2 separate regions of the Homo sapiens genome follow, and region 2 is linked to region 1. A link is a loop called in an ENCODE intact Hi-C map of the cell type or tissue named here. Cell type or tissue: heart left ventricle. All regions are shown on one strand. Each heading gives the region's core, and the rest is flanking DNA. Links, peaks and the distances in the headings are about the cores only. Region 1 overlaps SHISA6 (shisa family member 6). Region 2 overlaps SHISA6 (shisa family member 6).

Evidence for each region. A loop is a pair of places that touch in the nucleus more often than their neighbours do. Peaks named below come from ENCODE experiments on the same cell type or tissue, not always from the same donor. Only the 100,000 strongest peaks of a DNase experiment are listed, where the experiment ranks them.
Region 2: a loop joins it to region 1, with 4 times the contacts of the local background. A loop is called at or near these places in 5 of 110 quality-filtered maps.

Annotation. Positions count from the first base shown.
Region 1 is chr17:11,272,557-11,277,934 of GRCh38, forward strand. The region is part of intron 2 of SHISA6 (shisa family member 6); the gene reads left to right. Among named protein-coding and RNA genes, the nearest start is that of SHISA6, 34 kb to the left of the region's middle. RefSeq lists an enhancer at 1,230-1,731. In heart left ventricle, for the core only: no CTCF peak of the experiment used is centred there; no DNase peak of the experiment used is centred there; H3K27me3 peaks cover 2 bases.
Region 2 is chr17:11,328,763-11,334,140 of GRCh38, forward strand. The region is part of intron 2 of SHISA6 (shisa family member 6); the gene reads left to right. Among named protein-coding and RNA genes, the nearest start is that of SHISA6, 90 kb to the left of the region's middle. In heart left ventricle, for the core only: no CTCF peak of the experiment used is centred there; a DNase peak (open chromatin) is centred at 2,371; H3K27me3 peaks cover 1,748 bases.

The DNA.
Region 1 (5,378 bases), core at 273-5,272:
AACTGGGTATAAACTCTCCTACTTGTGTTGTGAAGATTGACTTAACCACCTCTGGGCTGTCTGGTTTCTCTAAGGTGTGTCTGGTATCAGCATAGCTCACCTGACAATCTCTAATCCCTGGCTCAGAGCCTGGCATACTCAAGCTGTCCAGTAAGTACTCACAAAGTGACTAGCAATGATGTGAACCCCATATTTGGGTCAGAAGTCCCAGTAAGTCCCACGGGGAACAGTAGGTCATATGGCAGAGTCACGAAGGTTTAGGATGAAAGAACAGAGCAAGTTGAGATGTCTGGAAACAGCTATGTCTTTAGACTGCTTTGAAACAACCTGGAATCCAGATCCAAGGTGGTGGCATGCCAGCTGTTTTCATGGCTGGAGTGTGATGCCTGAGTTCCTGTGTCTTGTTGTAGACACTCGTGCCCCTGGCCTGCCAGAGAGAGTGATACGGCTCCCAGGAAAGCTGGAGAACGCTGTTCTTCAAATCATATTAGCAACTAACAGTACTTTTAAAATGCTTTCCATGGACTGACCTATCTAATTCTTGTAACAAGCCCATGAGGCAGGTACCATTATAATGCCCACTTCATAGATGAGGAAACAGGTTCAATGGGGATTAGAAGCTTAACCAAGGTCACACAGCCAGGAGGGGGTGCTGACTGATCTGGGCGCTAAACACAGACCCTAGAGCTCAAGCCCTGAGGTCAAATTGACCAGAGGTACAGACAGGGCCCCGGGAGCCCCCTCCAGCTACGTGAATCCTGTTCTGAAGCCGTGTGTCTACACTTCTCATTTGTCCCAGTGCATGGATCTAGGGCTGTGGGGAGGACACCAGAGGAGGCCACTGCTTGCTCAGCACAAGGGCAGGCGTTCTCCTGATGTGAGCCCCTCTGCTCCAGGTCGGACCACCTTGCCATGCAACGAGCTGCTCACTCCGTGATGATTTTAAGCAAAGGAGAGGAGCAACTTGGGCATTTCCAGCTTGAGAGGAAGGCTGGCCTAGCAACTTCCAAGGTCCTACTTTTCGTGTGTCATAATAGAAACAGTAGCTGGGATTTGTTGAGGGCTGACTGTCCACGCCCTGGGCTAGGAGCCTTCATTATCATAGTCCTCGTGTAGGCAGTGTCCCCCTCCCAGTAGATAGGAGGCTACAGCGACATGGAGTGATGGGCAGCCTGCCCGCAGGCGCAGGGCTTGTCGATGTCAGGGTGTGGTCTGACCTAGGCAGCCCAGTGTCCAGGACTCACTCTCTCACTGGCTGCACTTCTCTTGGGATTCTGTGACCCAGGGTCAGAGCCCAGGCGAAACTTATGGCCAAATCACCATTCTGTTCTCAGTGCCAGGCTTGTCCTGCGAGGAAGCGCATCATTTTATGCCATTCAGGAAGGGAGTGCTAAGCACCTGTGTTCTTCTCCTGGGACATAAGTGGCTTTTCTCAGCATAGGATTGCCTTAAGGACAGGTGTGCCCAGAAGCAAAGCTTTCCAGAAGCCAGAGGAGCTGCCCTTGTGATGATGGGACCAGCTGTGCCCAACTTGTCCCACCCTTAGGGCTTCGTCCTGCCTGGTGGCTGCACAGGCTTGGCCAGAAAGGACCCATCCCCTGCCCCTCCCATCAAGGAGGCAGCCCGAATTGGGGACAGAGAGAGCCTACTTTCCCCACGTGGCCGGGGGAGAAAGGAGAACCACGGAGCTGGCTCACTAATCACTCACCCCTACACCCAGGGAGCCAGAGGATTTAGAATATGGCCGGGCTGTTCCCAAAATGAGGTGCCGGTCAGAGGGAAAGCCAAAGCACGGAGGACAGGGTTAGAATTCGCAATTACCTCCATGAGTTGGCAAAACGAAGGAAGCAACAGAGCGCGGTGCAGTGACAGGAGCGAGAGGGTGCTGGGCAAGGGCGGCCCTGAGCAGCAGGAAGTGAGGGAGAGCAGCCATATGCTCCTGGCCCCCAGGGATGTGGAGCGTGGAGCTCTCACCAGGAGGGAGAGCCCAGCCTCCATCTGAGTGGCCTTTAGCGGTCTTTTCCTCATGGGCTTAATGTCCGTTGCCTACAGAGTAAAGGCTATTTGGGAAACCAAAGATGGAGGAGGAGACGGCATCCGTAGCTAGATGTGCCACACCAACTGTGTACTGAACACTTCGTTAGGGCCTACAGGAGCTGAAAGGTGGATTAGACACAGTCCTGGCCTCAGGGGCTTAACTCCAGGAGCAGAAAGACGAGACAATACAAGAAAATAATTGACTCTACAGGTGCCCCTCCAGAATTATAGGCCACATGCTCAGAACGCTCAGAGGGAGGTTGTGTGGTCGGAGTGATCATCACCAAGTGCTTGAAGGGCAGGTAAGATTGAATGGGCGAGGAGGAGAGTGGAGGGTACTCCTGGAGGATGGAAAACGGGGGTCCACAAGAGCCTGGAAAACGGCGATGCATAAGGGACTAAAGGTTTGCAGAAGGGCACAGTGATCAATTCCTTTGGAAAGATTGGTTGTGGCTTTTCTGTAAACAGACAGGAGTGATTAAAGATTTGGGACAACAGCCAGGAAGGAACTGGAACTCTGTGTTCTAGTGTGGAAGGCTGCTCTGAGCAGGAGGAATTTTTTTTTTTTTTCATTAAACATATGGACTGTGTCCCTGGTGGGGTGGAAGATGTGTGGGAGCAGGTAGGGGTCGCTGCTGTGGAGGTGGCAAATGGCTCAGTTGTTCTAATGGCGTGGGAATGGGGCAAGGTTGGACCCTCCAAAGGGGCTTGGAGAGGAGGCTTTTGGGGGCCTACAGTGAGAAACCCACAGAGGAGGAGATGTGAGGAGCATAGTTCATTAGCAGCACCTTGAGAGCCAGAGAAGGAGGATGGCAAGATGGGACTCCAGATTCATTGATTCCTTCGTTCATTCAAAAGTGATTTTGGTCCTTTATTGGATGTCAAGCGTCAGCAATACAGTGAACAAAACAAAGTCCCTAGTCTCATGGTGTTTACATTCAGCTGGAGGAGGCAGAAAATAAACCCACGGACATATACTTGAAATCAGGCAATAAGGCTTTGAAGAGAAAGAGAGCAGGAAAAGAAAGTAGGAAGTGATGAGAAGTGAAATGAAGGAACCTGATTTGAGGAAGGACCACTGAAGCCGAGACCCAAATGACTGAGCCATGTGTGACCATCTGGAGAAAGGGTGTTTAGGGCAGAAGTGAAATCCTGCTTGGTATGAAGAAGAGACCAGAGTGGTTGGAGTAGAGAGAGCCAGGATAGAGACATGTTAAGGGCTAGAAGTCAGAGATGAGGGGCCTTATGGGTCACACTACATCTTGAGTTTCATTCTGGATGTCATGGGAGTTCTTGTAGGGCTTATAGCGAGTAGAGATATGATCTGACATGTGGTTTTCATAATCACTCTGGCCACCATCTTGAGACTAGATTCTGTTTTTTGTTTTTGTTTTTTTTTTGAGATGCAGTCTTGCTGTGTCACCCAAGTTGGAGTGTGCAGTGGTGCAATCTCTGTTCACTGCAACCTCCGCCTCTGGGGTTCAAGCAATTCTCCTGCCTAAGCCTCTCAAGTAGCTGGAATTACAGGCTCGTGCCACCATGCCTGGCTAATTTTTGTATTTTTAGTAGAGACAGGGTTTCACCATGTCGACCAGGCTGGTCTTAAACTCCTGACCTCAAGTGATCCGCCCGTCTCAGCCTCCTAAAATGCTGGGATTACAGGTGTGAGCCGTTGCACCTGGCTGAGACTAGATTCTGGAGGGGCAAAGGTGGCGGAGGGGAGGTGGCCTAGGAAGTGGAAACTATTGCATCACCCGGGTGATGGGAGGGAGATGGGACTTGGACTGGAATGTCAGTGATGGAAGATGTGAGAAAGACTTTCTTCAGGGTTTATTTTTCTTAACTTGTTATTTTGAACAATTTCAAACCAATGGAATATTTGCAAGAATGATACAGTGAACACCCATACCCCCTTACTAGTTGTTAACGTTGTAACATATTTGCTTCTCTTTATCTCTCTGTCTTCCTCCCTCTCCTTTTCCTTAACATCATCATCATCGTTGTCACCACCACCACCACCATCATCATCCTCACCATCACCAATACCATCATCATCCTCACCATGACCATCACCACTGCCATTGACATCACCACCACCATCATCACCATCACCACCATTATCATCATCACCACTGCTGTCAACACCATCATCACCACGACCATCATCACCATCATCATCATCATCATTTTTGAACCATGTGAGAACAAGTTGCCAATATTATGACTCTTCATTCAGGACGACTTCAATAGGTATCTTCTCAGTTCAAGGATGTTCACTTACATAACTATGATACAATTACCAGGTTTATGAAATTTGTCATTGTTTTAATACTAATATCTAAAGGAGAGTTCAGGATTTATTTGTAGGTATTTGCTAATGGATTGTATGGAGGGTACGAGGGGAAGACAGGAGTCACAGATGATTCCAAGGACTTTTGGCCAGACCAAACAGTTGATGAGCATGACCAGGTCAATCCAAGGACTTGAAATGAATAGCTGAGAGGTCTTACCCAAAGGAAAATTGGAAATGTTTGAGTTTTGGCAGATGAGCTGAGCTGGGGTGTTCAGTTCTCCAGTGGACGTTGCCAGAGTAATTACAAGGGAAGTCAAAGAATCTGGTCTCTCCCTCCCCATCCCCGGTTTCTCTTTCTCTCTCTCTCTCTCTCTCTCTCTCTCTCTCTCTCTCTCACACACACACACACACACACACACACACACACACACACCCCGCATGTACGTATACAGACTTTCTTCTCCCAGAGATCTAGACCTGAGTGTAGCCATGGGCATATCTCATCAGAATGATAAGCAAATCAATAATGATGCATTGGACTGTAAGTGCCTTGAGTACAGGGATATGTCTGCTTTGCTCACTCTATTCACAGTGCCAGTGCATTTTGCACAGATCTTGGCACTTAGTAGGCATTCAATAACTATTTCTTGAATAAACAAGTGACAGAATGAATGCCCTTATTTAATACGTTATACAGAGTGCAACGATTATAATTATGTATGCTCACAAATAACTGAATTATCTAAAGTAAAAGTTACTGCTACAGAAGAGAAGTTTCTCTCTTCTGTGAAAGAAGTCAGTTCAGGGATTCAGGGAGAATATGGGCTCTACAGTGTCCAGGCAACCAGATTCCTTCTATCTGGTTGCTCTGGCTTCCTAAGCACGTGCCTTCCATGTCATAGCCCAAGATGGCTGCCTGAGCTCATGCCATCATGTCTGCGTTCCAGACATCAGGAGGGAGAAAGGACCAAGAAGATCATACCTCGTTTCTTTAAGAACACTTGTTTGAAGTTGTCATACCACTCCTACTTACATCACATTAACTAAT
Region 2 (5,378 bases), core at 316-5,315, 56 kb after region 1:
ATGATGGAGAAGAAACAAAGAAAACCAGGGAAGGGGCAAATGGAGAGGGAGGAAAGGGTGCCCCTTAGATGGAGTCATCTCTAAGGAGGTGAGGTTTTCAATAAGGAGCTGAATGAAGGGAGGGAGTGTGCTGTGGGCGCATCTGCTGTGAGGCAGAGGGTGCATTGATGTAAAGGCTGCATGCTTGAATGTGCTTCTGCTGCTAATAACGATGGTGATGATGATAACAATAAATCAAAACAATGCTTTAATAAATAGTACTCAGTGGATGTTCAGGACATCCATGCAGGCACATTGACTCATCTTAGCCTGTAAGTTATTACAGTCAGCAGGTGTTAAGATTGCAATTGCCTGTATTCAAAGAGGGAATAAAGAAAAGGTGGCAGGGCTTCCTGCTTTAAATGCTGTCTGCCTAGCTAGTAGCCCTGGTGTAGCCTCTTCCAGTTTCCCATCAAGTGACCTATGAAGACAGAAAGAAGAACAGCTGCTCATGGACTGCTGAACATGGACACCGTGAGTTAAGCTGCTATCAGGATCTTGGAGAAATTTTTACTAATTCCAACGTCGTTACATCTCTATCTTAAAAATGTAAATCGACACCAAATTTGTGGAAATAATGTGCATGGGGGTAGGGTTACCATTTACTGTTATCTCGGAGACTGTCCGTGGATAAGCATAGTTTCCAGATAACTGGGCATTCATCTTCTCTCCAATTAATACATTTTTGGCCCTGCCCTTCCCAACTCTTCCCTGCAAACTCCAGAAAATAAGAAGGGGATGGGGTGAAGAGATGGGTGGCGGCACAATGCATCTTGGTGGGCAGAGTCTCCACGCGAGTAAAACATTTTAGGTAAGGGTAGAGTTTGGAAGAGCCTTGGGAACAAATATACTGGGCATTACAGCTTTCCTTATGTGGTTTTTTTAAAGAAGATCTGCAAGAACCAGTTGGAGGGGACAGGAGAAGATCCCAGCAAGGTCCAGCAGAACCAGTTGTCCTGGTCTGAATTTTTAGCCATTGTAGGGTAAAGAAAATCGACTTAATATAGGTTATGTGAAAGAGGGAAGCATTGACTCATTGTGTGTAATGTGTTCAAGCGCACCTGGATCAAGGTGCTCCAGTGATGCTTTTCTCTCTTTCTCTCTCCCTCCCTCCCTCCCTCTCCCTCCTGTCTCTCTATTTGCCTTAATTTCATTCTTGGGAAGGCTTTTCATATGAGTAGAATACGGCCATATGAACAGAATATGGCTTTCCATGTGAGTAGAATAAGGCTTTCCATATGAGTAGAATATGGCCGCCAGCAAGTCCCAACTTGCATCATCCTTACAGCTTAGTATCCCAGAGGGAAGCAAAGCCTTTCCTTATATTTCTAGCAAATGTTCCTGGGTTCTGGTTGACCTGTCTTGGATTGGCTCGTATCTGAACCGGTTTCAGTGGGATGGAGTACTCTGATTAACCAGACCATGGTCACGTGGTTGCCACCAGGGACCTGGAGGAGGGGGAGACAATCCATCTGAACCACCTGGACTGAACAGCATTCTTGTGGAAAGAGGCTGATGTGATTTACCAATGTTAGGGCTTCCAGGTAGATGAAAAGCTCACATCTGTTCCATCTGTGCTAGGTGATAGCAGGCCAAGGAAAGGGTAGAACTGACATCAAGCAAAGGCTAGTCAGCAATAAGGTTGGCAAATTGAGACTATTTTCTAAAATTCTGAGAGTAATGCTAGGGAGAGAGAGAGAGAGAGAGAGAGAGAAGATTATAGATAGGAAAGACAGGGAAAAGACTAAAATTAAACCTGTTTCTAAAGAAAATCTACAATTTTTGAGGTGTCCTAATCAAAGATGCAGACAAATCACCTTCCCTGAGCTTCCCTGGGGTCCAAGTTAAAAGGGTGCTATTCATTACAGAAAAAACGTAAGTAAAAAGATCCATGCGTGAAGCACCTTGCCAAATGAACAGCATACACGAGCAAAGAAAAAAATGTAAGTATCTAGATGTTTAAGGTAATTTAAAAATTATTGTATAGTCAGATGAATAAAATTAGGTTGGCCTTCGTCTTTGGTCTGGTATCAAGGACCAGAGACAGTGGGGAAGCGCCTGACTTTTCTGAGTGCTCGTGAGCCAGGAACCTCTTGCCAAGACAAAGTATCTCACGTATAGTGACAACATGAAGTCATTCTTGGATATATACAGTCTTGGAAACTAGCAGATTTGAAGTTCTAGCCAGCCAAAGATAACTGAAGTTAGAAATGCGAGTGGATGTTTTGCTTATAAGAACTGGCTGCATTCCTTGAGGTGAGAGTCAGATTCCCCCATCTGGGAGCCTGCAGGAGAAACATCTGCGCAGTAACTCTCCCAGGGTGATCGGCCTCTCCACGGGATGTGGAGGCGTGGCTTTCCTGTCCCAGTGGCATCCAGAAGAAGCTTAAAAGGGAGGGATTTCAAAATGCATTACCCTTCTTTATTGGCTTGACTCTGTAACTGAACATAAGACATTCCTTTGGAAAAGCTTCTTCTTCAGAGAAGTACAGGCCAAAAGAGACAACAAACAGCATTTCTCACCTGCTTCCTCTCAGTGGGAACGTTTGCTAAATGCTTAATGTAAGTTCTCACAGGTAAATTTCACCACTGAATTCTGAAGTCCAATTAAATAGGATTTACAGCTATGTCTAGAGAAAAAAATGCAAAGCCTGCTTTGTTTTTGAGAGGTATGTCTGTGGGTGATTTCTCCCTCCCTTCAGTTTTCTATTCTTATTTTTAATGACTTTTTGAATGAAAAAAATAAAAACAATGCACAGCTAAAATAGACGAGATGGCATGCATTAAACCAAATGCATGGTTTGGAGCACCCCATGCATGCACTCACAATGAAACTCCACACTCCCTTTGCTCTCTCTCTCACATACGAGCTTTCCCTATTTCTTCTCTTCTTGTCTATCTTTTTCTCTGATCCACAGCTCACATGGACAGGGCTCTCTCAAACACACACACACACACACAGCCCCCTTGGTCACTTCCTCCTTTGCATCTCCCTCTCTTTCCAGCTGCTTCTTTCATACACAAACCTCTAGTCTTGCTGTCACCTCTGGGTCTCCTCCCTCTGACCCTCCCAGCTCTGCACACAAACAGGAGCCTTCAGTGGCTGCTCTCCTCACTCTGTGGCTCTGTGTACCTTCCATTCACAGATGCTCACACTGCCGGTGGAGCGGAATCACTTCCTCTCTTCTCTGTATCCTTCAGTTCTCATCCATCTTACTCTGTCTCCCTCCCTCCCTCCCCCTCGGACTCCCCCTCTCTCTCTAAAGCACACACACTCTCCTTGATTAGTTGTGCACACTTATAACCACAGGAGTTATGGATTCAATTATCCAAGCACCACCATCCTCCCCCACCTCTCTTGAAAAGTGAAGACAAGTGAGCGTCCTAATTAAAATGTTACCCGTCTCATTGGCGCAAAGAGACAGAAGCGCCAGCGTTGGGGAAAAAAAAAAAATGGAAAGACAATAATGTGTTTACCTTCCTCAGCTGGGTGAGTCATCCGTGGGCTTTTTCTGGTTTTATAGCAGCTCTCTGCTACCCTGCGTACCATAGACTGGGGACAACTTGCTTTCTGTCCGTCCTTATGGGTAAAATTATGAATTCTTCATCTGGACACTTAAGAATAAACATGCACTGTAATCAGAGTTGGCCTGAATCCATGGGCTCCCAAAACTTTTGAAAACGCTCCTTTGTTCTTTGTCAGTCGTAAAATAAACACACCGCTGATGTGTCCCACATCCCATGATACGGGAAGGACGTGGGCCATATTTGATGAAAGGGAGAGAACCGTGAGCCTGTCTCCCTTTCGCAGGCTCAGGTTTGCTTTCTGTCTCCTTTTGTGCAGACTAGGCTCCATGGAAATTCAGCTGGGAGCCACCTCCTGCAGGTTTCCAGGCCTTTAAATTCAAGTGGATAGATTATGCCCATGCCGGGGTTGGGGAGCATCTAGATGATCAGATCTGTTGTGAACCCACTCTCATTGCTTTAGGAAACAATTCCAATAAATTAGTGGGGGGTTTTGACAGAGCAACCCGTCATGTGATATTCCACTGGAAGCCTGCCGAACCCCTGGCTCCAAAGCTTGCAGGGATGTTTGGTGTCATTGTCTCTCGGGTGGTGGTAGAAGTCAAACTGCCAGTGCGGCATCTAGAGAAGTCTGTGTCCAGATGAGATGGTGATCCAGGAGCCTGCAGAGCAGCGGGGGCCTCCCTGTGCGGTGGCTGCCAGGGGGTGACCTGCCTTTTGGTGTGCATGCCACATCTTTATCACTGTGACAAGAACACAGCAGCAATGACTTCCTCATGGTGTGGCTTGAGGAGCTGGGACTGATCGTGCATTATAAGGAATATTTAGGCCCCACTCTGTAATGTTCAGAGTGGCACAGAGGTGGGTTTCTCTGGTCCATGTGGAGAGGGAACCTGCCAGAGCCAGCGGGTTGAGAGTGTGGAACTATAAGAAATAGACTTTTGGTCTTTGTCCCTGGTTCCTGACACGGAACTCCTAAATCCTTGGAATTTTCTGAGTGATAGGAGCCCTTAGATAGCTCCAGCGTGGGGCAGTTGCCAGAAAGGCAAAGTCTTGATTACAGGCCTGGAACTTTTACCACCCCCTGCAGCCTCCAGGGACAGGACAGGAGCTGGAGCTTGAGTTAATAATCCATCAGGCTAATCTGTTGAAAACTCTATGTTCTTCTTCTTCTTCTTCTTTTTTATTTATTTTTATTTTTATTTTGAGATGGAGTCTCACTCTGTCGCCCAGGCTGGAGTGCAGTGGTGTGATTTTGGCTCACTGCAATCTCCGCCTCCCGAGGTCAAGTGATTCTCATGCCTCAGCCTCCCAAGTAGCTGGGATTACAGATGCATGCCACCATTCCCGGCTAATTTTTGTATTTTTAGTAGAGATGGGGTTTCACCATGTTGGCCAGGCTGGTCTCAAACTCCTGACCTCAGGTGGCTGGGCATGGTGGCTCATGCCTGTAGTCCCAGCACTTTAGGAGGCCAAGGAGGGTGGATCACCTGAGGTCATGAAAACTCTACAAAAACCCCTAAACAATGGAGGGTGGTATTCAGAGAGCTTCTGGTCTGGAGAGCATGTGGAGGCGCTGTGAGGATGGTACATTGGCAATTAAGTTTCTACCACCATCCAGAGAGGGCACAGAAGCTCCGTGCTCCCCACTCTCCATACATTGCCCTGTGCATCTATTCCATCTGGCTGTTCCTGGGTTTTCTCCTTTATGATAAACTGGCAACAGTCAGTAAAGTGTGTTCCTGAGTTCTGTGAGCCATTCCAGAAATTACTGAGCATGAAGATGGGGGTCATGGAAATCCCCTGTTTATAGC